2 separate regions of the Homo sapiens genome follow, and region 1 is linked to region 2. A link is an interaction called in ENCODE POLR2A ChIA-PET data of the cell type or tissue named here. Cell type or tissue: Caco-2. All regions are shown on one strand. Links, peaks and the distances in the headings refer to the core of each region. The heading gives the core; the rest is flanking DNA.

Region 1 (4,382 bases), core at 237-4,236, 310 kb before region 2:
GGCTGAGGAGAGAGGATACTTTGCGGCCAAGAGTTTGAGACAAGTCTAGGCAACATGGCAAAACCCCGTCTCTGCTAAAAATACAAAAATCAGCCGGGCGTGGTGGCGCATACCTGTAATCCCAGCTACTTGGGAGGCTGAGGCAGGAGAATTGCTTGAACCCGGGAGGCAGAGGTTGCAGTGAGCTGAGATGGTGCCCAGTCTGGGCGATAAAGCGAAATTCCATCTCAAAAAAAAAAAAAAAAAAGCAAAAGAAAACAATTTGATATTTCAGAACAGCATCTCACTTTGCACATGTGAACTGGGCACCATAATCATTTCAGCGCTTGGGTCCGCTGTGGGCTAGAATCCATTGCTGGGATTGGTGAAGATGGGATCTGAGATGGGAAAATCGGTAATGGGCTTGGTTTCAGCCATGTGAACTCCAGGTACCCTGAAGAGCCATCCAGAACACAGCCGGAAATTCTGAGGGAGGAAGTGGGAGCTGGAGGTGGGGCTTGGTGGTCACAGTACAGAAACTTGAGCTTCAGGAACCATATAGAGCTTATGAAGAGACCCCAAATAAAGAACAGTGCTCATCTCGGGGAAATGGATTTATGGTTTTTGCGTTTTGTCTCATTTTGAGACAAGATCTTGCACTGTCGCCCAGGCTGGAGTGAGTGCAGTGGGGGATCACAGCTCACTGCAACCTCGACCTCCTGGACTCAAGATCCTCAGCCTCCAGAGTAGCTGGGACTACAGGCACACACCACCATGTCCTGCTAAGTATTTTCTTTTTTGTAGAGACGGTGACGGGGATGGGGTCTCACTGTGTTGCCCAGGCTGGCCTCAAGCCCCTGGCCTCAAGGTTTCCTCCCTCCTCAGCCTGTCAAAGTGCTGGGATTACAGGCATAAGCCACCGCACCAGGCCTGGAATTACAATTTTTTTTCTTTTCTTTTTTTTCACCCCTCCTTTTTCACTGGAATTACAATTGATGTGATTTTCTTCTTTATATTTTTCTATATTTTATGATTATGTTTTTATAATGACTACATTATTAGTTTGTTTTTGAGATAGGGTCTCACTCTGTTGCCCAGGCTGGAGTGCAGTTGCACAATCTCAACTCACTGCAACGTCCACCTCCCAGGCTCAAGTGATCCTCCCACCTCAGCCTCCCAAATAGCTGGGACCACAGGCACACAACACCATGCCCAGCTCTTTTTTTGTGTTTTTGGCAGAGACAGGGTCTCACCATGTTGCCCAGGATGGTCTCAAATTCCTGAGCTCAAATGATCCACCCACCTAAGCCTCCCAAACTGCCAGGATTACAAGCGTGAGCCACCACTCCTGGCTCTTTTTCTTTCTTTCTTTTTTAAAATACATTTTAAAAACTATTTTAGGCCGGGCAGGGGTGGATCATGCCTGTAATCCCAGCACTTTGGGAGGCCGAGGCGGGCAAATCACGAGGTCAGGAGTTGGAGACCAGCCCGGCCAATATGGTGAAACCCTGTCTGGCTCTACTAAAAATATAAAAATTTAGCTGGGTGTGGTGGTGTGTGCCTGTAGTCCCAGCTACTCGGGAGACTGAGGCAGGAGAATCGCTTGAACCCAGAAGGCGGAGGTTGCAATGAGCCGAGATCGCGCCACTGCACTCCTGCCTGGGTGACAGAATGAGACTCCATCTAAAAAAAAAAAAATATATATATATATATATATATATATTTTAATAAAGACACGTCTCACTATATATTGCCTGGGCTATTCTCAAACTCCTGCCTCCTGGGCTCAAATGATCCTCTCACTCTGGCCTCCCAAAGTGCTGTAATTACAGTCATGAGCCACCGCACCTGGCCCTGGTTTTATTTCTCTTAATGGCTTCGCCTTCCTGTTTAGCCCACAGGCTCAGCCTCTGACCTCTCTCTTGAGCTCCACAGCCTCAGGGGCAACTAGATAACATCCATTCTAGCAGCCTAAAATCTTGAACTGTTTCCCCTTCCTGTCTTTCCACAGCACCTGCTTCAGGCCTTTATTATTTCTGCCCAAAATTGCTATGATACTGACTTGTTGCTTAAAAAAATGTTTTCAGTTGCATTCAAATTATGTATTATCATGGTAAAATGAAAACAGTTCCAAAAAGAAACATATATCAGTGTGCAGATGGATGGATTTTTAAAAAACATAAAAACATAGTTCCAAAGAAAATCAAATACTCCTACAAAAAGCAGCCCAGCCACACTCCTCTAACCACTTCCTGCTCCCCTTGGGCATCCATTTCCAACTCCTTAAACGTTTCCTCTAGTCTTTAGCTCTATATTTTTAATAATTCATATACTGCTATTTTCAGTTTCAGTTTTTTTTTCCTTTTTTTTTTTTTTTTTTTTTTGAGACAGGGTCTCACTGTGTCACCCAGGCTGGAGTGCAGTGGTGTGATCAAAGCTCACTGCAGCCTCGAAGTCCCTTTCTCAAGCAGTCCTCCCACCTCAGCCTCTAGAGTAGCTGGGACCACAGGCATGTGCCACCCAGTTGATTTTTGTATCTTTTTTTTTTTTTTTTTTTTGAGACCAAGTCTCGCTCTGTTGCCCAGACTGGAGTGCAGTGGTGCAATCTTGGCTCACTGCAACCTCCACCTCCCGGGCTCAAGCGATTCTCCTGCCTCAGCATCCCAAGTAGCTGGGATTACAGGCTCCTGCCGCCACCCCTGGCTAATTTTTGTATTTTTAGTAGAGACAGTATTGCACCATGTTGGCCAGGCTGGTCTCGAACTCTTGACCTCAAGTGATCCACCTGCCTCGGCCTCCCAAAGTGCTGGGATTACAGGCATGAGCCACCGCACCCAGCCTAATTTTTGTATCTTTTGTAGAGACAGGGTCTTGCTCGCTGTGTTGCCCAGGCTGGTCCTGAACTCCTGAGCTCAAACAATCCACCCACCTCGGCCTTCCAAAGTGCTGGGATTACAGGCGTGAGCCACCGCGCCTGGCCTAGTTTTTCAGTTATAAATATTAGCTATTGACTTTCTTCAGTGGAAGATGAGAACTTAGCCCCACAAACACCACGCACATATGCAAACATATTCCCAAAAGAATTATATTGCAATTGGCTAAATCAGCATGCAGCGTATAACTTATGATTATGCATTATTCAGATGATTCATGTGGTAAACTCATTACATTTCCTTTCTTTTGTTGTCTCTGGATGACTTCAGTCTGTTTTTACTTCGTTTTCTCTGGACCTATCTCTGCTCTGTCCCCAGACTGACAGAACTGTAACTCTTCTCTCAATATATGCAAACACATCCGGCAGGCACTGTCCTTCCCATCTGTCTCCCTGCCTCCCCTCTCTTTCCTCTCCATGGTATCCAGCACACCGTGGCACTCTAATGTTTACAGCTTCCAATGGATGGCTCCTTAAAGCAAACAGAATTAAACCAAACTGTGGCCTAACCTTCAAGGCCCTCCACAATCCATCCACCATCTTGGTACTTCTGCCCTCAAACTCCTTATGCTATCAAAACCTAGGTTTATCTAGGTTTTTTTTTTTTTTTTTTTTTTTTTTTTGCGACGGAGTCTCACTGTATTACCCAGGCTGGAGTGCGGTGGCGCAATATTGCCTCACTGCAACCTTGCAACCTCTGCCGCCCAGGTTCAACCGATTCTCCTGCCTCAGCCTCCCAAGTAGCTGGGATTACAGGTGCCTGCCACCACACCAAGCTACTTTTGTTTTTTAGTAGAGACGGGGTTTCACCATCTTGGCCAGGCTGGTCTTGAACTCCTGACCTCGTGATCCACCCACCTCAGCCTCCCAAAGTGCTGGGATTACAGGTGTGAGCCACTGCACCCAGCTGGTTTTTTTCTTTCTTTTTTTTGAGATGGAGTTTCGCTCTTGTTGCCCAGGCTGGAGTGCCATGGCGCGACCTCTGCTCACCACGACCTCCGCCTCCTGGGTTCAAGCAATTCTCCTGCCTCAGCCTCCAGAGTAGCTGGGATTACAGGCATGTGCCACTATGCTCAGCTAATTTTGTATTTTTAGTAGACATGGGGTTCCTCCATGTTGGTTAGGCTGGTCTCGAACTCCCAACCTCAGGTGATCCGCCTGCCTCGGCCTCCCAAAATGCTGGGATTACAGGCGTGAGCCACCATGCCCGGCCAGTTTTTTTGTTTTGTTTTGTTTTTTGTTTTTCTTTTTTTTTGAGATGGAGTTTCCATATTGTTGCCGAGGCTGGAGCGCAATGGCCCAATCTCAGCTCACCGCAACCTCCGCCTCCCAGGTTCAAGCAATTCTCCTGCCTCAGCCTCCCAAGTAGCTGGGATTAATGGTGCCTGCCACCATGTCTGGCTAATTTTTTGTATTTTTTTTTTAGTAGAGACAGGGTTTCACGATGTTGGCCAGGATGGTCTCCAACTCC
Region 2 (4,368 bases), core at 369-4,368:
GTGAGAGTGGGTGATGTACCCCGGAGTCCTGGCCTCCCGGCTCCTCACTCCCCTACACGTAACTTTATCCGGCCAATGCCGCAAAGACTGCTGGTGAGGCCAGATGCATGAGTGATCATACTCACAACAGTCGTGAAACTGCCAGTGATGAAACTGGTAAGGACAAGAAATGACAATAATCAAGGTGGGGTTTCTCGTGGACGTTTCCAAGACTTCATTCTCAAATTCTCTCCCTCAGGGTCCCCACCCTGTCCTCCCACCTAAGCCTGGAATGAGGGGGCACTGGCCTGTGGGGACCCTGGTCTTCAGGCTCCCAAACCTGGCTGGGTCTGGTTGCCCCCTGGCCTTAACCTGTGAACATCCAGCTGTCCCTGGGCTGTGATTCAGTGTCTGTCTCCCGGGTGACCTCAGCATGGGCTTTGAGGAAGGGGAGAGAGTAGTTTCTTCTGAGACTGGATAGTGACTCAGGGACCCGGGGCTGGGGCCTCAAAAGTGCCTTTGTTGGCCTGGGCTCAGGAATCCAGAGAAACTGGTCAGGAGGAGGCCCCAGTGACAAAAACCCCTCCCTCTGCCCCCGCCCCTCTGCCAGAGCCATATAACTGCTCAACCTGTCCCCGAGAGAGAGTGCCCTGGCAGCTGTCGGCTGGAAGGAACTGGTCTGCTCACACTTGCTGGCTTGCGCATCAGGACTGGCTTTATCTCCTGACTCACGGTGCAAAGGTGCACTCTGCGAACGTTAAGTCCGTCCCCAGCGCTTGGAATCCTACGGCCCCCACAGCCGGATCCCCTCAGCCTTCCAGGTCCTCAACTCCCGTGGACGCTGAACAATGGCCTCCATGGGGCTACAGGTAATGGGCATCGCGCTGGCCGTCCTGGGCTGGCTGGCCGTCATGCTGTGCTGCGCGCTGCCCATGTGGCGCGTGACGGCCTTCATCGGCAGCAACATTGTCACCTCGCAGACCATCTGGGAGGGCCTATGGATGAACTGCGTGGTGCAGAGCACCGGCCAGATGCAGTGCAAGGTGTACGACTCGCTGCTGGCACTGCCGCAGGACCTGCAGGCGGCCCGCGCCCTCGTCATCATCAGCATCATCGTGGCTGCTCTGGGCGTGCTGCTGTCCGTGGTGGGGGGCAAGTGTACCAACTGCCTGGAGGATGAAAGCGCCAAGGCCAAGACCATGATCGTGGCGGGCGTGGTGTTCCTGTTGGCCGGCCTTATGGTGATAGTGCCGGTGTCCTGGACGGCCCACAACATCATCCAAGACTTCTACAATCCGCTGGTGGCCTCCGGGCAGAAGCGGGAGATGGGTGCCTCGCTCTACGTCGGCTGGGCCGCCTCCGGCCTGCTGCTCCTTGGCGGGGGGCTGCTTTGCTGCAACTGTCCACCCCGCACAGACAAGCCTTACTCCGCCAAGTATTCTGCTGCCCGCTCTGCTGCTGCCAGCAACTACGTGTAAGGTGCCACGGCTCCACTCTGTTCCTCTCTGCTTTGTTCTTCCCTGGACTGAGCTCAGCGCAGGCTGTGACCCCAGGAGGGCCCTGCCACGGGCCACTGGCTGCTGGGGACTGGGGACTGGGCAGAGACTGAGCCAGGCAGGAAGGCAGCAGCCTTCAGCCTCTCTGGCCCACTCGGACAACTTCCCAAGGCCGCCTCCTGCTAGCAAGAACAGAGTCCACCCTCCTCTGGATATTGGGGAGGGACGGAAGTGACAGGGTGTGGTGGTGGAGTGGGGAGCTGGCTTCTGCTGGCCAGGATAGCTTAACCCTGACTTTGGGATCTGCCTGCATCGGCGTTGGCCACTGTCCCCATTTACATTTTCCCCACTCTGTCTGCCTGCATCTCCTCTGTTCCGGGTAGGCCTTGATATCACCTCTGGGACTGTGCCTTGCTCACCGAAACCCGCGCCCAGGAGTATGGCTGAGGCCTTGCCCACCCACCTGCCTGGGAAGTGCAGAGTGGATGGACGGGTTTAGAGGGGAGGGGCGAAGGTGCTGTAAACAGGTTTGGGCAGTGGTGGGGGAGGGGGCCAGAGAGGCGGCTCAGGTTGCCCAGCTCTGTGGCCTCAGGACTCTCTGCCTCACCCGCTTCAGCCCAGGGCCCCTGGAGACTGATCCCCTCTGAGTCCTCTGCCCCTTCCAAGGACACTAATGAGCCTGGGAGGGTGGCAGGGAGGAGGGGACAGCTTCACCCTTGGAAGTCCTGGGGTTTTTCCTCTTCCTTCTTTGTGGTTTCTGTTTTGTAATTTAAGAAGAGCTATTCATCACTGTAATTATTATTATTTTCTACAATAAATGGGACCTGTGCACAGGAGGAAATTTTATTGTCTCTGATTTCAACTGTGGAGGTGGGTGGGGAAGGGCTGGAGGCCTGGGTGCGGGGGTGGGGGGGGTCAGTCAGGGGCAGGACCACTGTGTTTTGGCCGGGACATAAACACTTAAAAAAAAAAAAAAAAAACGAGATCCAGGGAATTGTGAAAAATTGGAGCTGGGCCGGGTGCGGTAGTGAGCACCTGCAATCCCAGCACTTTAAAAGGTCGAGGTGGGAGGATCGCTCGAGGCAGGAGTTTGAGACCAGCCTGGGGAACATAGTGGCACCATCTCTACAAAAAGTTAAAAAAATTAGCTGGGTGTGGTGGCTCATGCCTGTAATCCCTGTACTTGGGGAGGTCGAGGTAGGCGAATTGCTTGAGCCCAGGAGTTTGAGGCTGCAGTGAGCTTTGATCGCACCACTGCACTCCAGCCTGGGTGACAGGGCGAGACCTTATCTCTTAACGAAAAAAAAAAAAAAATCGAAACGGGCCTCCAAGGTATCACCTTAAAAAAGAAATTAAATGGGCCCCCAAGGTATCACCTTGTCCACTGTATATGGGTTGGAGGGTAAACCCATATACAGAAAACAGCGTATGCCCGGGACCCCGGTGAAGGGTTGGGGACCCCAGGAGGGACGTCCCCACGTGGGCTCCCAGCTCCGAGGTATGGGCCACCTGCCACCCCCACCCCGCTGTTGTTGCAGCTTTGTCTGGGCAGTCAGGCTGGTCTGTTCCTCTTTGCTGAGTCACCCTACAGGTCCCCCTTCCCAGCCTTTGCACAGCCGGTCCCTGCTTCCAGCCTGGAATGTCCCTTTTCCCTTCTCCACCCTCTGGATCCTGCTCGTCCTGAAAGCCCAGCTCCCAGCCTCCTCCCCCATGAAGTCTTCCCATTCTCTTGGATGGAGAAATTATTATCAGCCCTGTTCACATCCCTGAGGTGCTGAGGGTCACCAAATGCCTTTCACCTGGAGGGCAGCCTTCAAGCCACGCCCAGAGCTCGGCATTCTGATCCCTTGATCGATGAGGAAACCAAGTGTGGCCCAGGCCCAGACCTACAGCTTGGGATTTTGGACTCCAAATTTGGGTGGGGGAGCTGTCCAGGACAGGACTTGGGCCTCAGCAACCACTTGGGCTTGGCCTTGGCCTTGAGTCTCTGCCCTGCTACTGTTGTGCAAAGCATGTTCCAAGCTTGCTCAGGCTTCATTTTCTTGTCAGTAAGTTAGAGGTGAGCGGACCCAGCACTCTGGAAGGAGGGATCCAGGGAGGCCCCAGGAAGGGGTCTTCTCCATCATTTCTTGCTTTTTTTCTTTTCTTTTCTTTTTTTTTTTGAGACAGAGTCTTGCTCTGTTGCCCAGGCTGGAGTGCAGTGGTGTGCTCTGGGCTCACTGCAACCTCTGCCTCCCAGGCTCAAGTGATTCTCCTGTCTCAGCCTCCCAAATAGCTGGCATGCACCCACGGCACCTGGCTGATTTTTCCAATTTTTTTTTTTTTTGAGACAGAGTCTCGCTCTGTCACCCAGTGGCACCATCTCAGCTCACTGCAACCTCCGCCTCCTGGGCTCATGCAATTCTCCTGCCTCAGCCTCGCAACTAGCTGGGATTACAGGGGTGTGCTACCATGCCCAGCTAATTTTTGTATTTTTAGTAGAGACAGGGTTTCGCCATGTTGGCCAGGCTGGTCTCGAACTCCAGACCTCAAGTGATCCTCCCGCCTCGGCCTCCCAAAGTGTTAATTTTTACAATTTTTCTTTAAGATAGGGGTCTCACTATGTTGCCCAGGCTGGTTTTGAACTCGTGGTCTCAAGAGATCCTCCTGCCTTGGCCTTCCAAATTGTTGGGATTACAGGTGTGAGCCACCACACCCTGCTACGTCTCGATTCTGGAACCCACAGGAACAGATGCCACTGTTTTCTGGGAGCTCATTTAATAGGCAGGGCATTTCTGAGGGGCAGGGTTGGTTCGGAGGTCCCATTTTACAGGGGAGGCAGAGGAGGCCCAGCAGATGGGCCCAGCTAAGGCCACATGGAGTCAGGGGCCAGCTGGGGGCTGGGGGCTGGATC

The links. Peaks named below come from ENCODE experiments on the same cell type or tissue, not always from the same donor. Only the 100,000 strongest peaks of a DNase experiment are listed, where the experiment ranks them.
Region 1: POLR2A ChIA-PET joins it to region 2 with 14 read pairs; 2 of 35 experiments call an interaction of 5 or more read pairs at or near these places.

The regions. Positions count from the first base shown.
Region 1 is chr7:73,525,193-73,529,574 of GRCh38, forward strand. No RefSeq gene overlaps it. Among named protein-coding and RNA genes, the nearest start is that of BAZ1B, 5.1 kb to the left of the region's middle. RefSeq lists an enhancer at 528-597. In Caco-2, for the core only: no CTCF peak of the experiment used is centred there; a DNase peak (open chromatin) is centred at 1,859.
Region 2 is chr7:73,830,375-73,834,742 of GRCh38, forward strand. CLDN4 (claudin 4) reads left to right here and starts at 622. Exons shown (of 1, transcript NM_001305.5): 1 at 622-2,316. The coding sequence starts at 828. The coding sequence ends at 1,457. It overlaps METTL27 (methyltransferase like 27), which reads right to left. Exons shown (of 6, transcript NM_152559.3): 6 at 4,216-4,368. RefSeq lists enhancers at 308-1,010, 1,011-1,713. In Caco-2, for the core only: no CTCF peak of the experiment used is centred there; DNase peaks (open chromatin) are centred at 567, 1,116, 1,987 and 3,157; H3K4me3 peaks cover 2,759 bases.